2 separate regions of the Homo sapiens genome follow, and region 2 is linked to region 1. Evidence: chromatin loops called from intact Hi-C (ENCODE). Cell type or tissue: mammary epithelial cell. All regions are shown on one strand. Each heading gives the region's core, and the rest is flanking DNA. Links, peaks and the distances in the headings are about the cores only. Region 1 overlaps TLR5 (toll like receptor 5). Region 2 has its middle 36 kb from the start of CCDC185.

Region 1 (16,024 bases), core at 3,255-11,254:
TTATTATTAAGGCTGATTTAACTTGTATCTAGGGCTTTGAGGGGGAAAAACAGAAACAGAACAATCAATGCAGGCTTCAATACTCCTGCCAAGCACTGTTAATTAAGTTAATGAGGCCAGAGGGAGAAGGGTCAGTATCCCTTTCATTTGAGCTGAATTCATTTAGCTTTAATCCCAGCCATTAGCTGGGTTGGTTCCCTTTCTTGACTTCATTGCCTGGACAGCAGAGCTGCTCACTTATGCTTGGGGAGTTATGGGCCATGGTGTCTCTGCAGCAAACACACAGCTTGCATTTCAGGGGTGCCTCTGTTCCTGGGGCACCACAGCATGCGGATGCCTCCAGCTGAGCCAGGGCTGCTCCTGTGTCAAGTTAATGCTTGATCCCTAATAGATAATTCCAGTCACAGGCTCGCTGGCAGGCCTGGGGTTCTGAGCAGGGCTTGGGCTGGCTGTGGTCAGGTGGAAGCTATAGAGGGAATGCTTCTCCTGGCAGGTGCTGGGCCCAAACCTGGAGGGCCATTGGAACAGCAAGCATGGAGGACTCACTGAGAAAAACACTAATGCATTTCCAAATGGGTGTCTGAGAGAGTTTCTCCAAATTCACACAGGTATAAAATTCCTGGACCAATTCCAAAAGTAGGTACAGCATGTGGGTTTAGCCTTGGATAAAGGCTCGAGGGCAGTGAACAAAGTGAACTCTTCCAGGACAAATACATTCTCTAGCTGCATAATACAGCATCCCACCGGAACCATGCCCAACAAATGGGCATTGTCAAGTCCAAAACATTGCTAGGGCCACAGTCCCTCCAGCCCAGCATTCTGCCTCTGACAACAGTTCCAATAAAACAGACGGGGAATTGCACTGCCATTAACCTCAGCACTTGCTCCCCAGGTGCAATTCTAACTCCCTTCATAAACCACCATGACTTGAAAGCTCTGCTGGAGTGATCGCTTTTTCATTCATCACTACCTCTTCTTGCACTGTATCTGGAATTTTTGTTTGTCCTAGAGTTACTCGTCCTAGGCCTGGGCTCCCACTATATGCCCGTCTCTCCTCAACAGGAGTCCCTGCTGGAGCTCTGCAGACTCCAGAGCAGTGGTGCCCACAGTGCAGTCCGGGAACAAGCAGCAGCAGCAGCACCTGGGCTTAGCGAGCAATGCAAATTACTGGGCCTTACCCCAGCCCCGCTGAATCAGAAGCTCTGGGGCTGGGACCTGGCAGTGTTTTTAATGCATCTGGGTCATTCTGATGCATACCCATGTCTGAGAACCATGAGGCTAGAGTCTGGAGGGAGGACAGAAATAGACGCAAATCCCTATAATACCATATGGGGGGTTACCCTCGCCCGTATGCTCCTCCCCACACAGCTGGGAGCTCCCTCCCTTCCCTCATCCTCCCAGTCTTTTGTAGGTACTATTACTGGGTACCATTACTGTAGGTACCATTTTACGGATGAGGAAACTGAAGCCCGGAGATGTTAAGTAACTTAAGGCCACGCAGCTGTCTACTGCATGTTAGCCTCTAAGCCTAGCATCTCTGGGCATGGCTGCATGTGTTGTTCAGGACCGGACCACGGTCCTGCTCCAGCCCATCTCTCAGTCATCATCTGCTGATCTGTGGTCACTTCCCCTCAATCACAAAGGGCCTTGGCCCTGGGTCCCAGTGGCAGGTTAGCCTCTCAGCCTCTCCTCCCCTTCTACCTTCGTCGTCATCTGGAGGTCCACCTTACCCCCAGAGTCGTTTATTCCTGACAATGGAACAATGTGGGAGTGAGGCAGTAGAATAGGGTCTGGAGGCAGGGAACCTAAGTCTGTTTCACACCGACTTCCCAGAACTAAATTGAAAGGAAAATCCTAACTTTCCATGCATAAGTAACAAAAGGACCAGACGCTACTCCCTTTGTCCTTTTCTGTGTGGCAGATGGGAAATTGGCTGTCCGCAACCAATCAGACTGACTGCAGGTGAGTCTTCATTTGCAACTTTGTAAGTTCACTCCAGCCTCTGAATGACTGCTGTCCACAACCCATCAGACTGATGGCCTGTCGAGTCTTCATTTGCATAGGAATATAACTGTAGCTTCTTCCTAGCCTCCGATTGGTTGCTTTTTGCTTTGCTGGGTATTTTGTCCAATTCTTTGTTCAAAACGCCAAGAACCTGGACAACTTGCAGTCAAGACCCTCTGCCAGTGACAGGAGGGCCTTCTCTCCGACCTTCCTCACAACCGCCCTCTCCAGCTGTTGCGCGCGCTCACTTCTCTGCACCATTCCCTGAAGGCCTTGAAAGTGCCCTTGAACTGTCCTTGCCTTTCATGGTGTCAGCCTCTTCATGCCTCCCCACCATTCCAGGCACTCCGGGCTTTCTCTTCAAACCCTCTTTCGACACCTCCAAGTGCTGAGCCTCCTTGCTTTTCTAGCCCATCTGCCAGCCTCCTGCACGTCTACACCTGACGGCTGGGCTCCTGTCGCAGAAACCATGCGCCAGGCACATTGGGGCCCACATAAATGTGCAGTGTCCGATACGCCATGTGGTCAGCACGACTTCTCCACGTCTCCTCTTTCTCTTCTTCCTGCAGAGTGAGCCCACCGGTTCACCACGTTGCTCTTGCCCCTAGCCCACCAGGCCCTGGCCCTCAGCAGCGGACCTGCCGCGGTTTCTGGACTAGGAAGGCCCTGCTCCCGACCGACCCGGAGCGCGCTGCTGCCCTCTACCGGTCATCCGTGCGGCCGGACACCGTGTCAGGCCCGCGAGGAGGGCTCTGCCGCAGTCCCGGGGAACAGCACCCAGCAGCGCCACTGGGAGAGGAAACTGGGGTCAGGGAGGTGTGACTGGGCCCCAGGCAGTCACACTCAGGCCAACAAGGTCAGGGAGGGAGGGCAGCTCACTCGTGCAAACGTGAGTGCAAAATGCACTCCACGGCCAGGAACAGGCAGTCCGTTCATGCGGGCAAAATGGAAAGCGAGCTCCTACCCAGGTTTCTCCTCAGAGCCATCACACGCCTGAGCAGCAACAGTCATTAGCATCAGGGATTAACACAGCGGGCTAAACGTCTGACAACTAACTACTGTTCTCTAAAGAGGACTCAGAGAATCAGCACACGAGGTTTCTGTGCACTGCAGAACGGTTGATTTATTTACTGATGCCCGGTGGTCTCATTAGGGTCTGTTTGCCTCTCTAGGTCTTTATGATTCCATAATACAAAGCACGTCTATTAAGTGTAGCCTAAATTTCCCTTTTATGTGCACTTTTATGTGCAGTCTTTATTCCATTAGCAATGGGTGGGGGCTGGGGCGTACCCTGAGAGACTATCAAATGCCCTGCCAAATTCCTAGAGTTGCTAGAAAAGGGTAACCCTGTCAGGATGGAAACAAGCTGAGTTCTCTGTGACTGGCCATTCAGAAACACAAGCTGACATACAGGGATCCCCGCACCGTTCCACAGAGCTGCAGACCACCTACTAAACCTCTTCTAGAAATTTGTCCACAGTTGTTGTCAAGCTCGCTGGTTTGTGGTTTAAAAGCCCACCTGTGTCCCTTTTTGTGAATCAGAATTTTGTTCCAGAGGCCAGGTATTGTTTGGTTCTCTTTGACTCACTGTGTTGCCAGCACCTAGAATGTATTATGTTGGCAAATATCTGCTGAATGAATGAATTTGCTCACATCCTGCCTGGTGCCTCCCTCCCTCTTCGTGGCCCTGCAGAAAAGGCTGCCAGGTGCAGAGGGCTCCTCTGCCAGTTCTCTGGGTTCCTTGGATGGGCCGGTCTGAGAAGGACTTGGGCAGATTCAGAACAGCCCCACGTCACTTGCTTGCTTCTTTCTCTCCTACCTGGGCCATCACTTCTCTCCTGCCAGGGAGTGGTTATCTGCTAGTATTATACCATTGCACCATCTGCTTCTGAGAGTGAGCTTGTTGCTTCCTTCTTCCTTATCTGAACAGAGCTTGAAAAATCATTTTGCATCTTTGTAGCATTTCCCCCAAATTCAGAGCATTTAGGGCTATAGCCATTCTGAGACCTTTCTCACTGGTCAGACACTGCCTGATATTCATCTTTGCTCATGGATCCTTATTTCTGTCTTTAGTGTATATATCCTTAAAATCTAACCAGGAGGGTGAGGTCATTCTGGTTTCCTTAATTCCCAGCTGGAAGAAGCTTTAAGCAGGGCATCAATGCTGTTGGTGGCCAGTTCTGTGAATTTCACGTCAGGATGCCTCCAGCATCCATTCCCCTTCTTCCAATTCTGCAGCCACTGCTTGGCTGCAAGGCTCCACTGCCTCCCCTCTAGATATGGGAGACACCACCTTGCTAGTCTCCCATAGTAAGCCTGACCCTGACACACACACCCCTCACTTACTATCTGAGGGGGCTTCCTAGGGCATGACTCTGATTAGAAGTCTTCACTGACTCCTCATGCTCATATCACTCAAACTCTTCAGGATGACCTCAGGGTCCCCACCACAGACTCTAAGTGAATTCTGGAATGGTTGACTAGAGAGGCCCTCAGGGCTTGAACCCTTTCATTTCACAGAGCAGGAAACTCCAGCCACCCTGCCTTCCTGGCTGTATCTACACTGGCATCCCATCACTGCCTTGTGCTCGAGATCTAACTTGCCATTCTCAGAGTCTGCCCTCATCCCCATTCTCTCAGCTTAGGCTGGTCCTGGGGCTTGGAATGCTCGTGAATGTCTCATCTGCTCATCCCATTCCAACTCCCCCGTCAAAGGCCACCTCAGAAGCCACCTCTGCCATGAGAATTCTACATGCACTTCTCACACTTCTATGTGCACTAGTTTGTTTTTGTTTTTTTGTTTTGCGGCAAGATCTCGCTCTGTTACCCAGGCTAGAGTGCAGTGGTGCAATCAGGGCTTACTGCAGCCACAATCTCCTGGGCTCAAGTGATGCTCCCATCTCAGCTTCCCAAGTAGTTGGGACTACAGGCTTGTACCACCATGCCCAGCTAATTTTTGTTGTTGTTGTTGTTGTTTTTGTTTTGTAGAGACAGGGTTCCACCATGTTGCCCAGACTGGTCTCGAACTCCTGGGATCCAGCGATCCACCTGCCTCGGCCTCCCAAAGTGTTGGGATTCCAGGCATGAGCCACCATGCCTGGCCTATATGCACTCTTTATCTCCGTCCCCTGGTATTCTGGGTACATTTCCATCATGGCATTTTTATTATATTATGCCTTCTCCACTAGATTGTAAGTCTTGAGGGGCAGGCACTCAGTTTCATTCATGCAGGATCCCCCTGTAGTACCTGGCACAACTTAAGTACCCCAGCAATATTTTTCTCCATTAATATTTTGAAGACAGGACTGGGCATGGTGGCTCATGCCTGTAATCCCAGCACTTTGGGAGGCCAAGATGGGAGGACTGCTTGAGCCCAGGAGTTCTATACCACCCTGGGCCACATAGTGAGACCTTGTCTCTACAAAAAACAGAAAAATTAGCCAGGCATGCTGGTGTGCACCTGTAGTCTGAGCTATTTGGGAGGCTGAGGCAGGAGGATCATTAAGCCTAAGAGTTTGAGGCTGCAGTGAGCTATGATCACACTGCTTTATTTCAGCCTGGGCGACAGAGAGACCTTATATGTATGTATATTTGTACATATGTATATATATATGTACAAATATGCATATATTTATATACGTATCATACACACACAGACACAGACACACTATGACACATTTTTACCAGAAGCACTTACCTCGTTGTCCTAGCAGAAGGGACTTCTAGTATGTTCTTATTCTAGGGGCAGAGGGTCCCTGGTTGTTTAAAGACTTCAGTTCCTGAGACTATAGGAATCTCATCACAGTGATGGTAGTCAGTATTTTATTTTTTGGTGAATCAGGAGAAAGGACTTTTTGTTTTCCTAAGGGAAAATAGGAAAGCTAATTAAGAAGAAGAAACAAAAAATATTATGTAGATATTTTTCTATGCCATACAGCAGTTTTCTTGTGGAAGAATTGCAAACTTTCTGTGTATCTCTACTAAATGGAATTTTAATTGGAAAAGATCAAGACCATTTTGTAAATCAAGGCGGACAGAACACCAAGGTTGAAGTTGGGACCTTGAGAAATCTCTGGCCCAGCCTCTTGTTCAGAAGGTGGGTGTCTAAGCCATTCAGTTCCTCTGGGACCTAAAAATCTCTTTCATGACATTTCTGGGGTCATTTGGTTTCCAAAGACTCAAGCACAAGGATGAGGACAATTCCACTGTCCCTATTGTCCAGTGAGCAGAGAACTTCCAGACAAAATGGTCTTGCGGCTCTCTAGGGACAGATAGAACTAAGGTCACTATGAGAGTGAGACATTTCTAAGCGGTACATCTAGGTAAATTATGGCTGTGTTAGAAGACAGTGCACAGTTATTGGATTTCGGGTTTCGGGTGAACAATGTCCTGAAAGTTGAAGAGTTGGCTTATAGTGCTTTTCATTATTTGATAGATGATTAACTCAGAGAGGTTAAGCACTTGTCTAAGATCTCACATTTATTACACTGTGGAGCTCGGATTTGAATCCCGCTGCAAACTTAGTTGTCACTGTGACCTTTGAACAAAACAAAATTGAATATGCTGCAAAACATCCACAGAGCCTCAAAGCGAGCTCGGAACCTGAAACGGCCCGCCTGAGACCTCCTTGAAACGGTGATTCTGATTCATCAGGGCTGTGGCTGAAGGACCTGAGAGTCTGCATTTCTAACGGGCTCCCACGTGATGCTGCTGCTGGTCCACTGACCACACTGTTAGCGGTGAGAACCTAAGAGTCTGTAATTGCCTCCCTGCTCATTACCCCCATGCCCACGTGAGCTGCCTCGTTCTTCCAGGATAAGGCATGGCTAAGATGCTGCACGATTGGTTTTGAGAAGGGGCTATACTAATACATTCACTTCCCCTTCCTCCCCATTTTTCTCAGCGCTGAAGAGTGAAGCATCAGAGAGTACCTCAAAGAAGATTCATGTGAGGCTTTGAGGAGGAGGGGATGGATGGGTCATATCGCTTTACTAGGAGCTAAGGAAACGGGACAGCTTGGGTGCGACTTCTGATTTCAGGAGATGCGCTTTCCCTAGAGACCAGCAGAGGGCGCAAAAGGGGCAGGGACCGAGGGGGAGGAGCCCGCGGAGCCGCGGCCGGAGAGTCGAGCGGGGCGCGGGGAGCTGCAAGCGTCCCTGAGCTGAGCTCCGCTGGGAAGTTCCTATCGCTTGCGCAGTAGAGTGCATTTAGACATTTCAATGACAACTAAATTTGTAGCTGGATTCAAATCCTAGCTCCACAGTTTAGTAGGTGTGTGAGCTTGGGCGAGTGCTGAACCTCTCTAAGCATCAGTTTACTGCCTATAAAATCACAGCAATAAGTTTCTACCTCCCACCCCCGCCGCCCCTACCCCGGCAGCAACAGCCTGCTTCCGGCTTCCAGGGATCCTCCAGTGCCCAAACCAGAATATCCAGTTACCCATGCTTAATACTCCAACAGTTCTTGCTTGCTGAAGTAGGCAGCCATCATTTACGCAACTACACCTTACCAGAAACGCCTTCCCTTTAGAACACTGAAGGGGAAAGTTAGAGAGGGAAAGGAAATTTCTCAAGGCACTGGGGTGATTTTGTGTTTCTTTAGCATGAGTTACCGGAAAGCTTCCTGTGTTTTCTTTACTATCTTTAGGTGGTGGTTCCCAGCATCAAAAAACAGCAAAAACAGCAGCAAGCAAAGGCGCTGATACTCTGAAAAGTTATGTTGAAAACACATGGTTTAGGTACAGAATGGCTTCCCCGTTGTTTGCACATTATAACTCTTTAGCACACAATTTTAAAGCATCTGATTGAAAGAAATAATTTTTAGTGATTATTAAAAACGAACAACTAGCACAACATTTAAAATCGTCGGGAAAAGGTGGCTCGCCCAGAAAGTGAACATCCCTACCTGTCTCCAGGTTCGGACAGCGCCAACATTCTCAATTAGAAAATTAACATCTGAGGCTCCGACATCTTCCCTGGATGCTAAATCCTGTGTATTGATGGGCAAAGTCAATTGCCAGGAAAGCTGGGCAACTATAAGGTCAGGGGGCTGGAGCAGATGAGAGTAGGGAAGTCCAGTATAGCATCCCTGAAAGTAATGACACAGACAATCTGCTAAGCGCTGCAAAAATCATTTGGAGTGTGATGTAAATTGGAAACAGCTGGGGTGGGGGTGGTGACCGGCAACTAGGAACCCTATTAACCTGATCAGTTAGATACGAAATGGGAATGTGAAGAGAGAGTATCAAACACTTGAGAACTGTTCTGAGAGGGATGTGTAGTCTGTGCTGGGCTAGCAAAGGAATCAAGAGAAAGCTTCCCAGGCAGATAAAATCCAATGCACCCTGCAGCTGCTGGAGACACCCCCTGATGCAAGGTAAGCCCTGAAGAGGTTGAGAAGGAAAGGTGGGGGGCACTCAGGCCAGGATGAGGATGCCCTGAGAGGAAGATGATTTCACTGGTGTTGCCTGAGGGACTGTAAGCAGGGACAGGTGAGGCTGGGGAGCGCACCCCTGCTGGAAGCACAGGTCCCCACCCTGTGCCCAGTGTCCTGGGACCCGAAGGAGGTTTACTGCATGTGGAATCTGCCTGGGCAGGCTGCCCAGGGTGGCTATGCTCCATTCTGAGTCAGGGCAGGGAGTCAGCTAGTTGATTTGGCTCCAACTTGCTAGTGGTGGTTACTTTCGAGATACATGAGACCATGGCAAAAATGCTGGGCTGGGAGAGGATAAATATCGGTTCTAGTCCTCCTTCAGCCACAGTCTGGGTATCCTAGACAACTCTAACTTTCATTGTCCTCAGTTTCTGCATATGTATAACGGTGAGTTTGAAATGGAAGCATTTTTAAATCCTTGTTAACTCTGAAGTTATCTAAGGAAACTTGCTGAGTATCATCATGACAGCAATCATAGACCAGGGCCAATCCTCCCTGAAGCAGAACATTCCTTCTTCATTCTGGCAAATTTGCAAGGCTGTTACACCGGATCTTGAAGATACATAGTGGAAAATGATGTTATTAATGTACCGATGAAAAAAATGGAACCACATATATCCTAGCTTTAAATAGCAACTTTTTCCCCCCTCAAGAAATTACCCTCAGAGGAGCTTATGTCTGCGGCTAGATATTTTGAGATTTGACTTTTTTTTCCCCCTCTCCTTGTATTTCTGCTTTCCTAGGCTCACCTCCACCTCTGTAGCCAGCTCCCTAGTCATTGGTCCAGGGCAGGTATATGTCAGAACCCTACCAGGAATAGCCTGCAAGTTCTTCTGGCTTTGATTTTCCAAACAGGGCCTTAGGTTGGGGACACAAAGTCTTTGCCAAGTTGGGGGAAGAGGGGTGGGGTGTGCTGATGGGTAAAGCAGAGAGACATGCTTCTAGAAACAGGAAGACAGGAAGGGAAAAGGGGTCTGTCAGCACCAGGAAGACAGGACTCTGGCAGGACCCCAGTGAGTTAGCTATGTGGTCTGGAAGCAGTGAGGACTTGCTAGGCAAGACAGGCACAAGAGTGCCTTCAGTGGTAACCCGAGTGGACCAGATGGGGGAGCAGGAGATACCTGCACCCGAGCCCCTGGGATCTTGGCAATGCATAAGAGATCTGAAATTGTGACACAGTGACACAACCTGGGGTGATTTCTATGGTTGCTGGCCAGATGAGATGAAGGCTCTAAACTAATATTAATATCTAGAAAATAGAGGAGAGGCAGTATTTCTTGCACATCTGTGCATGCTAGAGATTCACACTCACTACCCTTTTGGTTCACAGGTTGGGAAATAAAAGAAAAGGTAGTCTTGAAGCTATCTGAACCCAGTTATATCTCTGACCAAGATGAGGAGGAATCTCAGACCCCAGAAACTCAGGACTAAAAGTGACTTCTGATTTTGCCTTTATCATGGTCTTCTGAGTTCAAATCCAGACAGTTTCCCTGACTGTAAAATGGGATGGTTATGAAGAGTAAATGAGATGGGACATATAGCTTATATTTTTTGGTCCCTTGCAATACTTTGCATGTGGCAGATTGCTTGTTGACTATCAAATTATTTATTGACTGTTTTTTAAATTTTTTTTTTTGAGACAGAGTCTCACTCTGTCACCCAGGCTAGAGTGCAGTGACATGATCATGGCACAACCTTGAACTCCCCCGGCTCAGGTGATCCTCCCACCTCAGCTTCCCAAGTAGCTGGGGCTACAGGCACATGCTACCATGCCCAGCTAATCTTTCTATTTTTTGTAGAAGTGGGTCTCGCCATGTTGCCCAGGCTGGTCTCGAACTCCTGGGATCAAGAGATGTGCCCGCCTCAGCATCCCAAAGTGCTGGAATTACAGGCGTGTGCCATTGTCCCTGGCCTTATTGACTATTAAAGCTAGTCCAACCCACAGTGAACCTGGGTCCAGAGAGATACCTGGTTTGGTGACTGTGGAGAAGCCACGTTGTCAGTAGCATCAGGAGTATGAATCTTGTAGTAGTGTCAGGAACATGAACATCAATCTATGGTAAAATACAAACTTACTTATCTTGAATTTAGCATAGTGGTTTAAGTACATGGACCCTGAAGACAAATATGCTAAGCTTGAATACTGGTTCACCACTTACCCCTCAAAGGTACTCACAATAGTCTGTAGCTCAGAGTAACTGCTATCTATGCATTTGCTATTATTGCTGCTTTTACTGTGTTATTAATTTGTGCACAGTAAAAGAGAAAATGCCTGACTAGCACTATTAGGAAGGAAAGTTGTTTGGAAGCATTTGAGGGAGTCTCATTACAGGCCAGTGAAGTGAGAACCAATGATTTCTGTGTTGCAACACCCTGTCACTGGATTTAGCAATACCATGACTTTGGCAATTCCCCAGAAGGAAAGTTCTATGGGGCACTTGCAGAGGACAGGAAAGGAGGAGAGGAAGGTTTAAATGAAATATAACCAAGTGAACAATATGAATATTTATCCATATTCCTTTAGCATAAATGAGCTCCTTCCCTAGTGTGGTCAAAGGGAGGCAGATCTCTCTTACCATAAAACAAACAGAAAGTCTTCTCTTGAGCAGACCCCTCCTTCCTTCTTTCTTTTATGGCCAAATTCCTCAGACAAAAAGTCTAAAAACCCCACCCAATGTTTCCATTGCCCAGTAACTCAGTAACTAGCCTCTCTTTAACCTCCTCAGGTCTGGCTTTTTAAATTTTTTTTTTTTTTTTTTTTTTTTTTGAGACCAGGTCTCACTGTATCACCCAGACTGGAGTGAAGTGGTGCGATCAGAGCTCACTGCAGCCTTGAACTCCGGGGTTCAAGTGATCATCCCACCTCAGCTTCTGGAGTAGCTGGGGCTATAGGCATGTGCCACCATGCCCAGATAATTTTTGTGTGTGGGGGTGGGGGTGGAGGGGTCTCACTATGTTGCCCAGACTGGTCTTGAACTATTGGTTTCAAACAATCCTCCTACCTTGGCCTCCCAAGGTATTACAGGCATGAACTACTGTACCCAGCCTCTTTCTTCTATGAATCTCCTTGTGGGTTTTGTTTTGTTTTGTTTTGTTTTGTTTAGCATTGGGCAGCTTTGGCCACCTATTTCTTCTTGAAATATCTCTTCCTTTGGCTTCCTTAGTTTTTTCCCTATCTTTCTATCATTCTATTTTCCAACAGATACTTTTCTTTTTCCCACCCCCATGGCTTCTAGGTTTCCCCAAGACCTTGTTCTCTGCTTCAGGCTTCTTCCATCAGTGACCACATTTGCTTTCACAAGTTAAACTGTTGCCACTATGCTCCCAAAATCTTTCTCTAGGCCTGACCTCACTTGTACTTAAAGTGTGTGTTTCAGTTGACTCTAGAACATTTCCTTTTTAACATCAGACTCAATATGTCTCAAAGTGACTTGATATTTTGAATTTTGAAAATCCTCCAGGAAACAAAAAAATTTTTGCGTAGTACTCAGAGACATATAAGTGGACTTCTCCCCAGGCCAGGGAATCCTACACCTGCAGCACACCATCTCCACCTGCCTCATAGGTTTGAAAAAACCTTGTCCCTTACTCTTTGATATGGTTTGGCTGTGTCCCCACCCAAATCTCATCTTGAATTGTAGCTCCCATAATCCCCACGTGTTGAGGGAGGAACCCAGTGGGAGGTAACTGAATCCTGGGGGCAGGTCTTCTGCGTGCTGTTCTTGTGATAAGGAATAAGTCTCACGAGATTTAATGGTTTTATAAATGGGAGTTCCCCTGCACATGCTCTCTTGGCTGCCGCCATGTAAGATGTGACTTTGCTCCCCCTTGCCTTCCACAATGATTGTGAGGCCTCCCCAACCATGTGGAACTGTGAGTCAATTAAACTTCTTTCCTTTATAAATTACTCAGACTCAGGTATATCTTTATTAGCAGTGTGATAACAGACTAATACACTCTCTTTATATAACTCATCACCAAATTCTAGTTTTCCCCTTCCAGATGTCTCTAGATTTGTCCTTCGTTTGATATTTTTATCACTCTGGTTCAGCCTACCATCCAATGCTTATTGGACACCATCTCCTAGGAACAATGTTAGCTGATGGGGGATACATCAAGGATTAACTCAATCACTGCCTTCAGGGAGCCATCCCAGCAGGGAGATGGCCAAGTAACCAGCAGCCATAAGAGGGTGTGATAAATGCTGTTAGAGGCTGTGCAGGGTGCTATGGAGCACAGAGGAGAATTTGAAAACCCAGCCTGAGGGGCCTCTGCACATAGGGGATTCAGATCTGGAGTATTAATGATCAGGAATTAGCTAGGGAGAGCAGTAGGCATTCCTGGCCAAGGCTGCCAAACAGCATGGACAAAGGAGAAGAGAGAGCCTAGGCCTGGGGAGCTACCTGGGGCTGCAGTGGCTCAGAAGGTAGATTTGTGGGCTCAAGGTGGGAGCTGGTGGAAGATGAGGCTAAAGAGGATATGCTGGGGGCAGATCAAGAAGACTCTAGAATTCTATAGTGAAGGCAATAGGGGGTGCTCTGAGTTTTGAGCACCACCACTGCATTACACTCAGACTCCTCAAGGCCTCTAGGAATTGGCTCCATCTAATTTATCCAATCTGAGACTCCTTGTAACACATAACCTGTGCCTTCTACTCCAAGTTGGTGGGGCACTTCACTGTTACCTATAAGGGCTTGAATTTCAATCAAGAATCATTTATCAAACGCCTCTTATGTGCCAGACACCAAATTCGGCTCAGGGGAGCCCTATGTAAGTGAGACACAGCTCTGCTTCAGTGAGTGAGTCAAAGATCCCTTAACTCCTATGGACAATACGGAGCTTCAACAGAGGTCTATGCAAGGACCAATGGAGAACAAAGGAGAAACCCTCCAACTCTGCTCAAACACTCGGGTAGGGGCCTGCCAGGGAAGTCTTCACTGGAGAAGGTGCCATTTGAGCTGCTTCTTAAAAAATGTAGGGGATTGGTCAGCAGAGCATTTTGAGCATAGGAGAGTAGGCATAAAGTAAAGGAGGCACACAAAAAACGCATGGTCAGGCTGGGTGTGGTGGCTCACGCCTGTAATCCTAGCACTTTGGGAGGCCAAGGCAGGTGGATCACCTGAGGTCAGGAGTTCGAGACCAGCCTGGCCAACATGGTGAAATCCCATCTCTGCTAAAAATACAAAAATTAGCTGAGCATGGTGGTACGTGACTGTAGTCTCAGCTACTTGGGAGGCTGAGGCAGGAGAATTACTTAAACCCAGGAGGCAGAGGTTGCAGTGAGCCAAGATCACACAAATGCACTCCAGCCTAGGTGACAGAGTGAGACTCTGTCTCAAAAAAAAAAAAAAAGGCATGGTTAGAATGCTATAAGAAGGGCATCATGGCTGGGTGAGGAAGAGAGTGGCAGGACCCACAGCCAGAATTCCCGGAAGGCAGGAATTTGAATTGGCTCTGGGCAGCAAGTGCCTTTCATTATTCTGAGCTTCATATATCCTCATGCTTCCTTTCCTAGGCCTGGCCAAGCCCTTGATGGTCATTCTTAAGTCAAGCTGAACACCAGCTGGCTCTGTGAAGCTCTCTCTTCCTTTCCCAGTCAGTCTGCACTAGCTGTCTTCTTTGAGCTAGCAGATGCTGCCACATACTTTCGCACTTAATTGCGCTCTAATTGTTTCACAGGTGCTGGTTTTGTCTTCCTACTTAGACCTAGGAGCTTTTGGACAGCAGGGACTATGCCTCAAACTTGGGTTTGTCCCAGAGAGCGGAAGACACTATACGCTGTTGCTCTCACATTAAGGGACCAAGGCTGGGAATCACTTAAGCTTCAGAAATCTGATTGAAGCTTTGGATCTGCCTTCTGCATTCTTTTCCACAATGTTAAGAGTGAAACAAACACATCTGGATGCAGTAACTGGACATTCCAGTGCTGTCTGCTGTTTAAGTCTGTTAGTATACAGAGACAAATAAACAGGAGAGTTTTGCTTTCAACACTCAGCAGAGCCAAACTTCCTGATGCACGGGAATGAACAACGGAGGCACTGTTCTGGAAACACCGTCCTCCAGAGAGGCGCTCCCTCCTCAGAAACAACACCGAAAACCTGGCATGGCTGGTTTTGCATTCAGACAATGGCACCTACATGCTTTTTGCTTTGCTCAGAGCTGTAAATATCCAAAGAGGTGATCCTCTGCCATCATTTTGGAAGGAAGAATCAGTCAGACTGATAATTAGGGTCATACGCACAGGCATGGTCATGCTGATTGTTGAAATTTAGATTATTTTTGGCCCAGCACAGTGGCTCACACCTGTAATGCCAGCACTGTGGGAGGCCAAGACAGGCGGATCACCTGAGGTCAGGAGTTTGAGATCAGCCCGACCAACATGGTGAAACCCCATTTCTACTAAAAATACAAAAATTAGACAGGCGTAGTGGTGGGTACCTGTAATCCCAGCTACTTGGGAGGCTGAGGCAAGAGAATCGCTTGAACCCTGGAGGCAGTGGTTGCAGTCAGCCGAGATTGTGTCACTGCAGTCCAGCCTGGGCGGCAGAGTGAGACTGTCTCAAAAAAAAAATTACATATATATATATATATATATATATATATATATATATATAGAGAGAGAGAGAGAGAGAGAGAGAGAGAGAGAGAAAGAGAGAGAGAGAGATTATTTTTGTACTGCTTAGTAATTAGCTTTAGCACGGTCTCTCCTCTGGGACCTCCCCTGGAATTTCCCCACAATCCAGTAACTGAATAATTAGCATCCAGCCCCACAGAACTTCTCCCAGGGCCCTGCTCCAGGGCTTCCCTTCTGACTGGCTGTGCATGGCACACTGGGAATTGTTTTCTGCCCACAAGAACAAGGGTGAACTGAGTCAAGGAGTCCAAGAGATCTTGGACGCACTTCTCAGAATTCGGAGGGGCTGGGTAAATGCAGGAGAAAATTGATGAAACCACATTGGCCCTGCAAGAGCCTGACTGCTCCTGCACGGTAGCTACCCCTAGCATTAGCGGGGAGTCACCAATGCCTCTTCCAGGCACTGAGCAAGAGGGCGGCATTACAGATGCACTTGCCGTCCAAACAGATCATCTCATTGACTAGGTGACTGCTCAGCAACAGTATCTGAAGGACACTAGGGTTACTCTGCTTGTTTGCAGTTCACGGTGCTGGACGGATGTGTTCCCAACACTAGGTAACAACACCGCTCTCCCTCCTCCGGGAGAAAGCCGCAGCCGTCGATTCCCACCCAACAGGGCCTCAGCGCCTTCCCAGGGCAGCACCCTCACTCCTGCAACCACCAATCACCCAAGCCACAGCATGGTCCCAGACCCACCCTCGCCCCTTAGGAAATGGCTTTCCAATTGTGTTTTCACAGGAGCATGGCCACTGGGCAATGATCTTCACAGGCAGGCTTTTTTTTCCCCCTCTCAACATAAAGGCCAGCAATATTTACCACGGAGTCTTGGCCAGTGTGCACTGCCTGGTGCTGTGGGGTGGGGTGTTTAGGGCCTTTTGTTGAGCAGCTCAGTGACTTTCTGGGATTTCCATGGCCCTGCTGGAGATGGCCCTCTGTCTCCCTTTTCCAAGGAA
Region 2 (16,024 bases), core at 3,670-11,669, 300 kb after region 1:
TCGCTGAGGGATCAAGGAAAAATGCTCACACCAGGATTAATTTTATGCTGACAGTTTTGTTTTTTAAATATGAGGGAATAAATTAGTAAATAAATAAATGAATAAACAAGATAGATTTCCTTACAGTAGAAAGTCAACAAATACATGTAAAAGGAATAATATTGAAAAACAAAACCCAGCATTTGACAACCATCGTCATTATTATAGATTCAGGCCAGAACCATCAATGGATGCTAAAGCTAGTGAGTAAAATTTGAAGGAACATATTTGTAATCTCAAAGTACCTTCCCACAAGATGCTTATTAATTACAAAGTAACTTTACAAAGTAAAATAACATTATTATTTTAGAAAGTAATATTACCATGGAGAAACTTGGCTGATGTTACCTGTCAACGAAAAGAGTCGAACTCTGTAAAATATTTGAAGAGATTTATTCTGAGCCAAATATGAGTGACCATGGCCTGTGACACAGCCCTCAGGGGGTCCTGAGAACATGTGCCCAAGGTGGTCAGGGTACAGTTTGGTTTTATATACTTTAGGGAGGCCTGAGACATCAATCAAATACATTTAAGAAATACATTGGCTTGGTTCAGAAAAGCGGGACAACTCAAAGCAGAGGCTTCCAGGCTATTGGTAAATTTAAACGTTTTCTGGATGACAATTGGTTGAGTTTATCTGAAGACCTGGGATTAATGGAAAGGAATGTTCAGGTTAAGACAAAGGATTGTGGCAACCAAGTTTTACAGTGCAGAGGAATCTCTCAGCAGACTTCAAAGAGAGAGCAGGTTGTAAAATGTTTCTTTTCAGACCTAAAAGGGTGCCTGGCTCTTAGTTGATTATCTCCTGGATCAGGAAGGAAAGGAAGGAAAACAAAGGGGAGAAGGGATTCCCTATAGAATGTGGATTTTTCCCACAAGAGGTTTTGCAGGGCAATTTCAAGTCATGGCAAGAAGATATATTTTGGAGTGAAATATTTTCTTCCTTGTCTCATAATGTTATGCCAGAGTCAGATTGAAAAGCAAGTCACAATATACAGGGTCAAATAAAACCCATCTGATGAGAATCCATGGTTTGCAGGGCATGACTCCCCAGACCCCTTAGAGAGGAACTTGGGCAAGATAAAAAATCAGAGCTTAGTCCTCATACCTTAACCAAAGGATCAAAGTTCACATTACTAGTAATGAGACAAGGGTTCAGCAGGTGCCTCCTGATAAGCTGCACCGAGAGGAACCCAACACCACTCCTACAGCATTGCCACTGAAAGCATGCAACCCAAATGCAATCACAAGGAAACATTGGAAAAACCCCAATTAAGGGACATTCTACAAAATAACTGTCTGGTACTATGAAGAAAAGTCAACATCATGAATATGAAGAGAGACTCAAGAACAGTTCCATATTAAAGGAGACTAAAGAGATGCAACAATTGAATACGTAGTCCTGGGTGTTTTTTTTTTTTGCTATAAAGGAAATTATCAGAAAAAATTGATGAAATTTGAATAAAGTCTATAGACTGGAAAATAACATTGCAGCAATCTTATCAGTTATTACATCAACAATCAATATATATGGTAAGAAGGAAAAGGATAAGACAAATGTAGTAAAATGTTAACATTTGAGGCATTAGAGTAAAATGTTTTCTACTATTCTTGTAAATTCTCTCTAAATTGAAAAATTACGTCAAAACTAAATTTTTTTAAAAAATAATTTGGGCTATTCTTTGAGTTATCTAAAGACATGTGTACATGTTTCCAAGCCAGGGTTGGGGGCTGGGAATGCTTGCTACTTTTCAAGCAATGGCCAAGCCTGGTCTTCTTCTTGGACATGAGAACACAGCTGGCTTCTGAGACCTTTGTGAGCCACATCACCATGTGATCTGAATTTGAGCCAGTTCTAAACCTTTTGTGGTTGTTTCAAAATCGCTTAGGAAAAAAATTGGTGATGATGGGGAATGGTGGGGAGGAGCAGCTGCGTTTCTAAGAGAACACATGCCCTATACACCCCTGCCCAGTCGTCCCATAGGATATTCTTGGCTGCTGAGAGGGAGAAATCAGAAAGTCAAGGACCATGTGCTCCTGTCTCTAAGCCTGTTCAGTGATGGCTGAGCCAGAGACTCAAGCCTTAGGAGCTGACTTGTTATGGCCCTAAAAATAATTCAGAAGTAGCCCGAAGCTACTGACTCATCAGACACCCTGAGGGCTCTCTTGCTGGCATTAGGAAACTCTGAGAAATCTAATTAAACTTTTATTCAACCCCCTCTCTGGGAGCACAGACTAGTGAAGAGCAAGTGACAATGGTCTGGTTCAGCTTGGGTGTCTCCTGAAGGTGGGAGGTGCGGAGACAGCCTCCAATCCCAGTGAGGGAGCATGGGCAGTGGGAAGACCCTGCAACATGGGATTCCTGAGGCTGGGTCCCAGGAAGGACAGGCTCATTTTCCCACTTCATATCAGGGGCCAAGTGCTCCATGTCCATGCATTTCTCTGAGCCTGCTTAGTTACTGGTGAATCAAATAAATAAAATCAAGACAATATTTAATATTCATTGAGTACTTATTGTGTGCCCTTCACTGTGCTAACCACCCTAATAGAAAATCTCATTTAATCCTATGCAGGTGTTAGTAGTCCCATTTTAGAGTCGAGGGTATTGAAGCTAAGAGAGGCAAAGCAATTTATCAAGCCTCCTTTGAGAGAGTGAAGGAGCAACTAAATTTACCATTAAACAGGGAAGCCAAGTATAAATAACCACATGAAATATGAAATAGCAATGAAAGAGCCATCTTAGAAAAGGCTATCTTCATGGACTTTTCATCAGTGACCTCATCCAATCTCAAGACTCCAAACATCTCCTCCATCAGGGGATCCTTAGATCTCTAGCTCTTGGTCCAGCCTCTCTCTTGAGCTACATAAACTCCTTATTTTTAGCTGTGGGCCTGACCTTTCCTCTAGGCAGCTCTGCCTGGAGCTCACACTCAGCCTGGCCAAAACTGAGCTCATGTCATTTCTCTCTTCTTCCAAAATGAACCCCACTTCCGATGTTTCTATTTCTGGCCCAATGACACCATTGTCCTGAGGAATAAGGTTTGAAATCTTGAGCTTTTTCATCCCTGTTCCATTATATGCTGCCTAATATACTATTTTTCTCCTTTTACTTCCTTTACCATGCCTGCCCCATTCCACCACCACCCCACCCCACCCCACCTGCCTGCACATCTATCTAAGGAAATGTGGGCTCTCTTAGCAGGGAAATGTGATATAAATCCTTCCTTATCCATCCCTCAGAGCACATGCTACAAAACTGACCCAGAATAATATTTTGAAAGTTGATGAATCAGAGAACAAAAAGGTCAAATCCTGGACACTCACTTTGTGTAGATCTGATTTTAATGGCTCATACGAATACTTTTATTTCCAAAAGAAATGAGATGGAGGATACTAGAGTTTTTAAAAATATTTCCTTAGACTCTACGATGAGCTGAGCCTTGTGCTAGTTTCTTTCACACACATTACCTAATTTAATTCTTATAAAAACTTTGCAAGACAGGTAGTAAAAAACTCGCTGTAGACAAGTTCAAAATCAAGCTCATTTTGAGAAGCTAAATAACATGCTCAACTCACACAGCTAGTAAGTTCACCTCTCCTTTTGCAATCTCTCCCTAAGTGATTTCCTCCAGATTTAAAACCCATCCATAAACTGCTCAGATTCGGATCTACAGCTCTGTGTTCCAGACTCCACAAAAGCACCTCCTCACATCTCCACTTAGAGGGCTGATCCACCCAGATGACTTCACATGTCCAAAACATAAGCCTTGATTTTTCCCTCCTCACTGAAATAGGTCCTTCCTTTTCCCGATATTTCCCACCCAGTTAGTGACATCATCATTGCTTGGGCCAAAAACCTACAAGTCATCCTTGATTTGCCTCTTTCCTCCTTCATGCACACTTAGTCTGTTTGGCAAGGCTTTTGGGCTCTATTTCCAAAGCGGGCCTTTCGTCCAAATACCTCTCTCCATCTCCACAGCTGAAACCCTAAACCAAGCCCGTGCTGTCTCTGAGCTAGTTGATTCCAGTGGTCTTTCAACCCTGCCTGCCTCCACTCCTGCCACCCACCTTCCCGCTCCATAGCACATCCTCCTCACAGCAGTGTGAGTGATCCTTTGACAGCAGAGGTTAGGTCATGTCGTGCTCCTGCTTAAAGCCCTCCATGATGTCCCATCATCACGGCCTCCAAGGCCTGCTGAATTTCCTGCCTCTTCTGCACCACTCCCTCCTCTGCCTTCCAACCCCTGGCAACTGCTGATCTTTTTGAAAGCTGATCAATCAGATCAATTTGCCTTTTCCAGAATGTCATAGAGTTGAAATCATGCAGTATGTAGCCTTTTCAGATTAGCTTCTTTTACGTAGTAATATGCATTTAAGTGTCCTCCCTGTCCTTTCATGGCTTAATAGCAAGTTCCTAGGGATATATCACTTTATTCCACCCTTTGCAGCCAGTCTGACCCCAGGCAAGATAAGCTAAGGTGAGTGGTGGGCAAAAAGCAGGGGTCTGAGGTCTGCTATAGTTCTCCACAGTCAGTCCCACCTCGAATGATCCATGCTTCCATGGCAGGGTGGATATTGTGGCATGGATCCAAACCCCCGATTTCACCCTGCTATAGATGCTACTGTCTGCCTTTTCAACAGGTATTCCCTTCTTCCTAAGGGGCCAAAGTTTATCCAAGGATAAAATTTATCTCCCCTCCTCAGCTTGCCATGTCCTTTGGGGAGGGCACATCCCCAATCCCAAAGGCCAATACGAGTCTAAGCCAATCATAGTGGTCCTATTCCCCTTGCCTGTGACTGATTTAGGCATGACCATGGCTTGCATCTCTGGCCAAGGACACATCATGGGAAATCTGTGAGGCTTCTGTGAAAGATCCCTTCACTTGCCCAGAAAAAAGACACAAGGAAAGACAGTTTCTCTTCTTCTGCAGAAATAGTGTGTCTTTGTGTCCGGGTGTGACACATGGAACTAAGGCAGTCATCTTGACCTAAGAATAAAGCTCACTTGAGGAAGAGAGCAGAGCAGAAGAATGAAAAGAAACTGGAGCCTTGCTGGCTTACTAGGACACTGAGTTAGCTAATCCCTGAAGCCCTACCTCAAGGCTTTTTTTTTTTTAATGTGAGAAAATACACTGTTTCTTGTCCAAACCACTCTGAGCTAAAGTTTCTGTTCTTGCAGCCAAAAGCAGCCTCAGGGAGACATGACCTGTTGAAGCTTCATCAATCCACTTCTTGGCTTAGCTTCAGCCTTTTATTAGTCAATCTCAAAAGGTACTCCAAGTCAAATTGTTGCTGCCTTTAGCAACAAGGTGATCTGCATTTGGATTTCCTTGGTCTTGAACTATTCTCACTACATGGAATCCTTCCAGATAGAGAAAGGCCATGTGCGATGAATAACAATTTTGACATATCTATTGCACTTTGCATTTTATAGAATTTTCAATCTTTCCTTCAATAAACACTTCTTAAGCACCTACTGTCCGCCAAGCACAGGTAAGAATGATGCAGTAACGAACAAAACAGACAAGGTCACTGTCTTTATGAAGCTTATCAAGAAACAAGTACAAGATTGCGGTGAATGACAGGAAGGAAATAAATAGAACAAAGAAAGAGTAAATAAGGAACTGGGGTGGGGTGAATTCTTTAAATTAGGTGGCCAGGGAAAGCCTCTCTGAGATGGTAATTTGTATTTTTCTGCTATAATTAAACTTTCTTTATTGTTGCAAAGTATACATAACATAAAATGTATCACTATAACCATTTTTAAGCGTACAGTTCAGTGGCATTAAGTACCTTCACATTATTGAGCAACCATCGCCACCATTCATTTCCAGAACTTTTTCATCATCCCAAACCGAAAATCAATAACTGTAAATCAATAAACATTAACTCCCCATTTCCCCTTCCTTCCAGACCCTGAAACCACAATTTTACTCTTTTTCTCTATGAATTTGACTTCTTTAGGTATCTCATATAAGTGGAATTATAAAGTATTTGTCTTTTTGTCACTGGCTTCCTTCACTTAGCATAACGTCCTCAATGTTCATCCATGTTGTAGCATGCGTCAGAATTCCCTTCCTTTTTAAGGCAGAATAATATTCCATTGTATGTTTATACCACATTTTAAAACATCCAGGTGTCTGTCAACGGACACTTGGGTTTGAGGAAGTGACAGGTGAAATGCGAGTTTAAAGGATGAGAAGACCCAGCCACAGGAACTGCTGAAGGGAGTGTTGCTTGGCAGATGGAACAGTGGTTTCTTGGCAGATGGAAAGTTAAAGGCCTGGGCAACTCCTAAGCTTTCCTTAAGACCCGAAGCCAATGCCAGCACATTACTTTTCAAAGTATTCTCTCCCTTTCCTGAGCAATTTGTCAATTTCTGTCTATGCTTCCAAGAAACTTTACCTGTATTTATTCCATTGCATTGTTGTCTCCCCTACCAGGCTATGGTTGTGTCTTAGCTGTTTTGTGTTGCTGTAACAGAATACCAGAGACTGGGTAATTTATAAGCAATAGAAGTTGATTTGGCTTATGATTCTGGAGGCTGGGAAGTCCAAGAGCATGTGACAGCATCCCGTGAGGACCTTTGTGTTTCATCATCCCATGGCAGAAGGTGAAAGGGCAAGACAGTGTGAGAGCAAGGGAGCAGGAGGGGGCTGAACTTGCTCTTATAATAAGCCCAGTCTCTTGATAACTAACCCACTCCATCAATAACAACATTCATCCATTCATGAGGGCATAGCCCTTATGACCTAATCATCTCTTATTAAGCCCCACCTCCCAACACTGTTGTATTGAGGATTAAGTTCCCAACACATGAACATTGGGAGATACATTCAAACCATAGCAAGTTCCATCACCCCTCCCCAACAAACCTTTTTCTAGCAGGTGCAAACAAATTACAAAACTGGTGAATTAGAGCTGCCAACAAACTGCAAAAATGATGGATTTGAGTTTCTCCTTACCCTTAGTTCCATAAGGCAGAAGAGATAAGGAACAAGGTGAAATACCAAATGCAGGCAGCAAAGGAAAATAAGTGAAGAGCCTTCATCATCTGCTAGTTAAGCCCTGAATTTAGAACCATAGCTTCCAGGAGCTGGAAGGGATATTAAGGGATATTGGAGATCACCTAATACAATGCATTTGCTTGGTCCTGGGATGAAATGTTTTATGCAAACCTCTGGAATGGACATGATTGGTTGGAAGCAGAGAAGGTTCTCAGCAGTCCTGAGAGGTGCTTAAAGTGAGTTTTCAAATGCCCATTTATATCCTCCCAATGACCCCCAATAGCTGGACCCCCTTATATTACTCCAAGATTGGACGGCAGGCTGATGGGAAAAAGGGGTCCTTGCAGAGCCCCACAGCTCATACCAGCAAGTGCTACAAACAGTCCCTGGGAGACGTGATTTACTCTGGGCCTTTGCTGGGAGGGAGGGAGGAGAACAGCTGTAAATGCCACTGTCCCAGAGATGATGGATCCCAGAAAGTGGGACAGAGTTGGTCTTTCTCCAAAGGACACCTCTCTGTAAGCAGAAATGGGCTGAGAGAGGGTAGCTGGTGGTGCCAAGGCCTCTGGTGCATTCTGGTGGTAGGTGGGTGGACAGACCATTCTGGAAATGGCTTGTCATAGCCCGCTCTTGACTCATCCAAATGGGCCTGAAATTGCCAGGGCTGTGACTGTGCTTTGCATGAGCTTGCCCTCTGCAGCCCAAAATATCCTTCTCTGATTCTGTGCCATGAGTTGATTAACAGTCTCTCTTGGAATAATTCCCAGGCTGCCTCAATCCTTTTCAGAATCTATTTTCTCACTTTACATGGGGCACCTTTTAAATGTGGACAGGGTAATATAAAATAGTGCCAATGCTGGATTCTCAGAAAACAGCTAGGTATTAGATCTGTACTTATTAAGCCCTCACATAGAAATAGGAAGACATTTGCCTTTAATTTATACTTCATCAATCCAAAAATTATCCAGAACCTAGCATGTGCTCAGAACTAAGCATTTTGGAGGAGAAAGTATAACATGTATAGCATGACACGATCCTGGCCCTTCACAGATTTATTAACTTCCTTGAAATGACTAATATATGTGAAACAATGAGGAAAAAAAAATCAATGCTCTGGTATGTGGACTCTTTGTGCATAACTTATGGGCTGCCATCCACCCCTGAGAGGGACTTCCTTTCTATGGGATAGGGCTCCCCTGGAATATTTTTGCAGGTTAACTAGGCACTGTTCTTCCAAACATGGCATTCCTTCCAAATGCTCTAACATATTCTTATGTGAATAAATTTCATCCGCAAGTGACACTCCATAATCCTTAGTGCAAACACCAAGTATGGACACTGTATATAAACTCTGAGGACTGGGAGAACATCTCAGTGACAGCTTATAACTTGGCCCTGGAAAGTCAAGATGCCAGTGCCCCCACCAGTTGCCAGCTTGGGCCACTTTCCCTCTTTCCTTCAAGACTTCCCAGTGTGCTGGCTCTGGGCCTCTCCAAACAACCGTGTGTTGTGGCTTCAGCAGGCATGATTGCCACTTGTTTTCCTGGAGCTGGATCTTGCAAACTTCACACCCTTGTCCTCTGTGTTACAGAGAATGGCCTTTGTGTTTGTCTATCTGAGCTGTCATCTCTTTGCAATGGCCACATGCCATTTTCCTCTTCCTCTCTTTTTGCTTGAATCACAAGTTTTAGGGGAAAAAAATTAGAAGCAATTCATCTCTGAGAAATTCTACACTTGGCTAGTTTCTGCCCCATGTGATGGGATCAAGCCAAGTCACCATGTTTGTCCAAAATATTACAAGTGCAAAGGAACCCAAAGGAGGGAGAAGTCAGTGTGGAATGAAATGGGCTGAGAGGGAGGCATGGAGGAGGCATGAATGCTAAGGGAAGGAAGGAGGACCCCAGCAGGGTGAGGAACTGACGCAGACCTACGCAGGCTAGGTGGGGCCAGCTGAGGGTGACACACTGGGCCAGAGGGGATGGGGTGATGAGAGGAGGTGAATAAAGTCCATTCAGCAGCTAAGAGTGATAGAAGGGTTAATTTTATGTGTCAACTTGACTGGCCTAAGGAATGCCCAGAGAGATGATAGACATTATTTCTAGGTCTTTCTTGGAGAGTTTAGCATTTGAACCAGTGGGCCCTGTAAAGGAGATTGCCCTCACCAATGTGAATGGGTACCATCTCATCCATTGAGGGCCTGAATAGAGCAAATAGTGGAGGAAGGGCAAATTGTGTCTCCCTGTCCTTAAGCTGGGACATCCACCTTCTCCTGCCACCAGACATCAGAGCTCCTGGTTCTGGGGCATTTGGACTCCAGGATTTATGCCAGCAACCCCATCCACACCCCTTCCCTTCCCTGGTTCTCAGGCCTTTGGCCTCAGACTGAATTACACCACCGGTTTTCCTGGGCCTTCAGTTTGCAAATGGCATTTGACTTCCATAATCATGTGAGCCAATTCCCATAATGTGTCCACTCTTATAGATAGCTATACATATCCTATTGGCTGTGTTTCTCTGGAGAGCTCTGGCTAATATGAGTGAGCACCTACTATGTGCAGGCACTGAGCTGGGGCCTGAGAACACAGCAAAAGACAAGATGGACAAACCTCTCTGTCCACTATACCAAAATATAATGGAGCATACATTCTGGCGGGCAGAGAAATGTAACAAATAAAATAATAAGTAAACTGTACATTTTTCAGAACCTGATAAGTGCTATGGAAGAGAAAAAAAGCAAGGAAGATGAAAGGGCAACCTGGAGAGGATGAAAAGTACCAAAATGTAAATATGATGGTTATATGTATAGAAATATTTATGGTTACATGAGAAATATAATGGTTATATTTCTCAGGCTAACTGAGAAAGTGGCATTTGAGCAAAGGTTTGAAGGAGTTGATAGATTGTGCTATCTGAAGACCCGAAGGAGGAATGATCCAGGCAGATGAACTAGCAAGGGCAAAGGCCCTGAGGTAGGAGCTAAATCTGCATATCTTCAGGAGCACTGGAGTGAAACAAGCAAGAAGAGCCTGGTTGACCAAGTTGATGAGGTAATGGGGAGACATTGTATATGGCCTGATAGGCCATTGAAAGGACTTTCTGGCTGGGTGCTGTGGCTCACACCTATAATCTCAGCACTTTGGGAGGCTGAGGGGGGCAGCTCACATAAGGTCAGAAGTTCAAGACCAGTCTGGCCAGTTGGTGAAACCCTGTCTCTAATAAAAATCCAAAAATTGGCCGGGCGTGGTGGCTCAGGCCTGTAATCCCAGCTACTTGGGAGGCTGAGGCAGAAGAATCACTTGTACCTGGGAGGCAGAGGTTGCAGGGAGCCAAGATCACACCACTGCACTCCAGCCCGGGTGACAGAATGAGACTCCATCTCAAATAATAATAATAATAATAAAATAAAAAGAGAGGACTTTTTTTTACTCTGAGTGACATGAAGAGAGCTTTAGCAGCCTCTCTCTGGCTACTGGGCTGCCACTAGGGAGGCAGCAGGAAGCCAGGTCAGGAGAGAATCTAAGTACCCAGGTAAATGAACATGATGGCAGGACCAGCAGGGTGGCTATGAAGGTGAAAAGTAGGGGAGGCTGAGCATATTTTTAAGGTGGTCTGAACAGGTTGACAGTTGCCTAGGATACAGGCTGGGATGTAAGAGAAAGAAAGCACTCAAGGAAGACTCCAGCATTTTTGGCCTGAATAGCTGGAAGAAAGGAGGTTGTATTAAGGGAGGTGGTTAGATTGTGGGGTACGGGGAGGACTTGGCAAGGAAAGTGGGGTTTCAAGTATAAAGACTGGATTTTGCCCTGTAGGCAACGGGAAGGATTTAGACTCCTGAGCAGATGAATTCGTGTTTGTGATTGCATTAGTGTTGTAGAAAGGCAAATCTGGCCTTTATACAAGAGGGACTGCAGCAGAGAAAGACAATAGACAGAAAGACAGGCTTGGAAACTGTCTTAATCTAGACATGAAGTGGTAGTTACGGGAATGGAAACTGGAGAAATCTAAATCTAATGCAAACGTGCAGTGGAGTCACATTTGGGATTTAGTAAAAATACATTCAACCCTCCTATATCCCCCAGGAAGACCTATGGCCTCCCTGCATTGTCATCTCTATGATTGCAAAGGCTTATGCTTGCACAGCCATTTCTCATGCTGTTTGTTTGAACTCATGCTGTCACTCTGTCGCACTTCTTGTTTGTTTGTTTGTGATAGAGTCTCATTCTGTCACCCAGGCTGGAGTGCAGTGGCACAATCTTGGTTCACTGCAACCTCCACCTCCTGGGTTCAAGTGATTCTCCTACCTCAGCCTCCCAAGTAGCTGGGATCACAGGTGCACACCACCACACTCAGCTAAGTTTTTTTGTATTTTTTGGTAGAGACGGGGTTTCATCATGTTGCCCAGGCTGCTCTCAAACTTCTGACCTCAAGTGATCTGCCCACCTTGGCTTCCCAAAGTGCTGGGATTACAGGCGTGAGCCACCGCACCTGGCCTGTCTCATTTCTGGGAGCTGGTTTCTTCTCTCTGACTCAAGTGGAACATATCCAGAAGTTGCCTTGGCCACTTCCGCATGTCTACCACTGGCTAGAACCGGGGCAAAAGTTCATCTTTAGTTGCAAACGGGACTAGGATTTGCTATCTTTCTTCTGGGAAGTCCTGTGCCCTGTCAAATTTAGGAATTTCTTTTCCTTTTTTTTTTTTTTTTAATAGAGGAATAAGGGAAGTGGCTACTGGGGAACAAGGCCCCTTCCTTTCAGCTGTCTGACCTCTCAGGACTTTCACTCCCCAGCCTACTCCAGCCATACCCGGAGGGCCTTGTTTTCCAACCAGAAACACCCTTTTTTTAAAAAAAAAAAAAATAATAATAATTTTAATTAATGTATTTATTTTATTTATTTATTTTTTCTGCTTCTTGTGGAGCAGGGTTACCCTATAGGCAGTGTGCCCAGAGTAGCCCAGACATACCCTTAAATTTAACTTCTAAACAATACTGTTCTCTCCCTGAGAAGAGTTCTATGCCAGCCTCTTAAAGTAATGCTTTTTCTTCCAACCCACAGAAGAATGACCGTTTGAAGGAAGGACATTTTAATGACAGGACTTTGTGATGATGAAGAGAGAAAATTTAGATTTCTGTCTTTGGGAGCTGGAAAAATTGGAGCTGCACTATTAGAAATAATGTAATTAGGAAGGAAGAAAGAGTGTAAATAAAAATAGATGGCAGGGGCCGGGCGCAGTGGCTCAGGCTTGTAATCCCAGCACTTTGGGAGGCAGAGATGGGAGGATCACTTGATGCCAGGAGTTCAAGGCCAGCTTGATCAACAGAGTGAGATCCCATCTCTATTTTATATAGAGATATACACATAAAATGCATATCACAAAATGTATATAAAATGTATAGATAGATAGATAGATAGATAGATAGACAGACAGATAGATAGATAGATAGACAGACAGATAGATGGTGAGGAGGTGGGACAGGGATGGGAAGATAATGTATTTTAGGATGAAATGATTATGTGAGGTTTGGACATGATACATTAGAGGTAAGGGTGGGCATATTAAGGTAAAAATGTACTCTACGCCCTTGAAAACATAGAAAAAATGTCAGGTTATAAAGTCAGGCTGAAGAATGGACATCATCTCTGTGGGTCTCAGTTTACTCATCTGTAAAGTTGGGGTAGTAATAGAATTTTAAAAAATTAATTAATTAAAAAAAATTTTTTTAGAGACAAGGTCTTGCTCTGTCGCCCAGGCTGGAGTTCAGTGGTGCTATCATGGCTCACTGCAGCCTCAAACTCCTGGGCTCAAGGGATCCTCCTACCTCAGCCTCCCCAAAAGCTGGGACTACAGGTGTAGGCCACCACTCCTGGCCTAATAGAACCTATTAAACGACACAGAGCATGTGTTAATGATGTAGACACACAGAATAGAAACAGCATATTAGAAACATATTAGAAACCGCAGCAGCGAAGACCATGGGGGATAAAGAAAGACATGCATGGGTACAAAGTGAAGGCAAGGGCAGGATTGGACCCTAAATGGCCACCAAAACACAGGGGCTAGGTTGGAGGGAACCACAGAGAGACAAGGCTGGGAATCTGCTCAGGTCTGTGGGAGAGGTGAACCAACCCAGGTAGGACCCTGGGGCTCCCGCCACGGCGACCTCGTCTCTAAGGGCAGCAAGGCCCAAGAGAAGGTTAGATGTGCTGAGCACAGGCCCAGCTCACAAACAAGTCCTCTCTATACCTCTAACCTTGTTGATTCTATGAGCAGGATAATTTTGAGGGCTGGCCTGCTAATCTCAGAGAGGCAGGTGCTCTTGTGGGCGTTTTGGTGCCCTTTTCGTGTAAATGTGCCACAGGGAAGTACATTCAGAATTGATTGGTGCTTTCTGCCTATGTTGGTATCCCCAGCTCATTCCCTTCACAATTTTCTCATCACGTAGGGACTTAAGGGATACGGTGAAGCAACCTGGCCAAACAGCCATATTATTTGTTTTCCTCTCTTTGGTATTTTAGAGGTGATGAAAAAGAATCTGTCATATTATTTACAGTAAAATGCCACACATACAATCCCTTTGACATTCAAATCTGGACTTAAATACCGTGAAACATGCATGCCTTCCTTAAAGGATTGCTTCTCTAATGCACATAATTCATTGTTATCTCTACATGACCAGGTGTAATTTGAGGGACCAGAAGATTCATTTTCCTATTTAAAACAATGAAGGGGGTTGAGATCCTGATTTGTATGGTAGCTGCTTTAGGCTGCCAGCTCTAGATATTTTCATCTTTGATCTAGGCTGGTGTCTGTTTCAGAGCAAAAGCAGCCAGGAGCAATCGGAAAGATAAGCACACACCAAGCGGGAACTTTTGCCAAGAGGGAAAATCTTATCTAACCCAACTGGCACAAAGATGTGCTTGTCCCCTAGCGCAAATTGAGAAGAGTCTTGAGGTCAAGGAGGAAGGTGGAAATGGCCTGGAGGTCACACAGCCCTTGCCTCTGTCATAACGATGGGTCTTCCTATCAAAGAATTGTTCGGGACTGTGTTAGTCCAGGTCCTCTGGGAAGCAGATGGCAAGAGATTTACTGGGGGAAATGTCAGAAGGATAAAGAGGAAAAAGCAGGAGAAGGGAGGAAAGGCTTCAGACTGTGATGCTGGCCTGGGCCCTGTGGAGGAGAGAGAGAAGGCAGGATGATTGATTGGGCTGGAAGAGTTGCAGTAGTGCTGTTCCAAGAAAGATTTGACGAGGCCCATGAGGGATCTCCCAAATCAAAGTGGCTCCTCAAAGGAGGCCCCCGTCCTGCAGGAATGGATCTGCTTTAGCACCTCCACCTTGCTCAGTCATTGACTGGGACCAGCCTGGGGGATGCCTGGCCTCGGTGCCAGTACAGCGATGGGCGCATCTGCAGCACCAGTCAGCCTCGCTCCATGCAGTGGAAGACCCAAGTGGCACATTCTCATGGCTACCCCAAGGACGATTTGCAAGAAGTCATGTCTAAAAAGCCTGATAAAGATCCTTGTGAAAATGTCCATGACTCAGTTACCAATAGCAATGAATTCTACTCAAACTGACCACTGCTCATTTAAATGGTTCTGAAAGTCAAGGGACAAAAGTGGGGATCCCTACATGTGGGGATTGAGCAGAGACTGAATCTGGCTGTAGGTTTTGAGCTGTGTCCTACCCTATGAACTGTTTTTACGACACCCCTCCTGACACCAAATGGTTGGGATTTTACCAACTAATTCTGTAACTCTCCAGACACTAACTGGGTGTCCTACATTTCAATTCAATTCTGACTCTAACCACCTGGAGTTAGCGCAGACCCCATAGGTTCTAGGGCTCAGTCCCACAAGACCGCCCTTCAACTTCAGACAGTCACAAGTCCTGGGCCTCCCATACTCTTGACAAGCTGGCTATAAAGTTGGGGGTTCCCATGACTCCCCCTCAGGTCCAATAATTTGCTAAAATGGCTCACAAAACTCAGGGAAACATTTTATTTACATTATAAAGGATGTAACTCAGGAACAGCCAACTGGAGGAGATGTGTAGGGCAAGAGATGGGGATAGGGGTGCATTGTGCTTCCATGCCCACTCTGGTGCTCCACTCTCCCAGCACCTCAGTATGTTTACCAACCTGGAAGCTCTCGTAGCCCTATCATTTAGGGGTTTTTAATGGAGGTTTCATCACATAGGCATGATGGATGAAATCACTGGCCATTGATGATAAGCTCAATCTCCCAACCCACCCCTTCCCAGGAGGCTGGGGTTGTGGCTGAGAGTTCCCACCCTCTAACAATGGCTTGGTCTTTCTGGTGACGAGCCCCCAGCCTGAAGCTATCAAGGGACCCAAAAACAGCGGTCTCATTAGAACAAAAAAGACACTGTTATCATGCAGAAAATCCCAAGGGATTTAAGAGCTCTGGTGCCAGGAACCAGAGACAAAGAACAAAGTCATATTTTTTTTTATTATATCACGCACATACTGTCAGTGTGTCACTGAGTTTATTGTAGTAATAATAGTAATAATAACCACTACAACCTCTACAAAGGACAGAACTAGGTTCTCATGCTTGCTAAGAGTGATGCCTACCATAAAAAGCCACAGCAGAATTTTCTTACTCTCATGTATAATTTCCAAACCCTTCCAAATGAGGATAACAGCCTGTGCCCAAGGCATCCTTTAATAAGAGAGGGACAGGGCAGCCAGTCAGGGGGGAATGAAGGCTCACCAGCCAGAGAGGCACACGGGAGAAGCTGACGCAGTGTGCAAAACCAGCAACTGACAACCGAGGGACTCAAGGGCCTCCATAACTTGCCCACTCTTCTGTCCCACACGCTCTGGGGATGGCTTCCTCCAAGATTTCAGCCAGGCAGCCTCCCTCCACTCTCTTCCCACCCCTCCCCTACTGCCTCAGACCTGCCCTGGCTTTCTTTCTGAAGGAGCCTCTGGTAGGGAGAGGACAACTTAAGGTTTG

Evidence for each region. A loop is a pair of places that touch in the nucleus more often than their neighbours do. Peaks named below come from ENCODE experiments on the same cell type or tissue, not always from the same donor. Only the 100,000 strongest peaks of a DNase experiment are listed, where the experiment ranks them.
Region 2: it touches region 1 in a loop (6-fold over the local background); 7 of 110 quality-filtered maps call a loop at or near these places.

Annotation. Positions count from the first base shown.
Region 1 is chr1:223,126,774-223,142,797 of GRCh38, forward strand. It overlaps TLR5 (toll like receptor 5), which reads right to left. Exons shown (of 6, transcript NM_003268.6): 2 at 14,875-14,990; 3 at 10,405-10,490; 4 at 7,909-8,091; 5 at 5,702-5,866. Among named protein-coding and RNA genes, the nearest start is that of TLR5, 8.5 kb to the right of the region's middle. RefSeq lists enhancers at 2,506-2,635, 2,776-2,965. In mammary epithelial cell, for the core only: a CTCF peak has its summit at 7,071 (motif pointing right); DNase peaks (open chromatin) are centred at 7,158, 7,438, 8,638 and 10,818; H3K4me3 peaks cover 581 bases; H3K27ac peaks cover 654 bases.
Region 2 is chr1:223,421,897-223,437,920 of GRCh38, forward strand. No RefSeq gene overlaps it. Among named protein-coding and RNA genes, the nearest start is that of CCDC185, 36 kb to the left of the region's middle. In mammary epithelial cell, for the core only: a CTCF peak has its summit at 7,652; a DNase peak (open chromatin) is centred at 7,685; H3K27ac peaks cover 387 bases.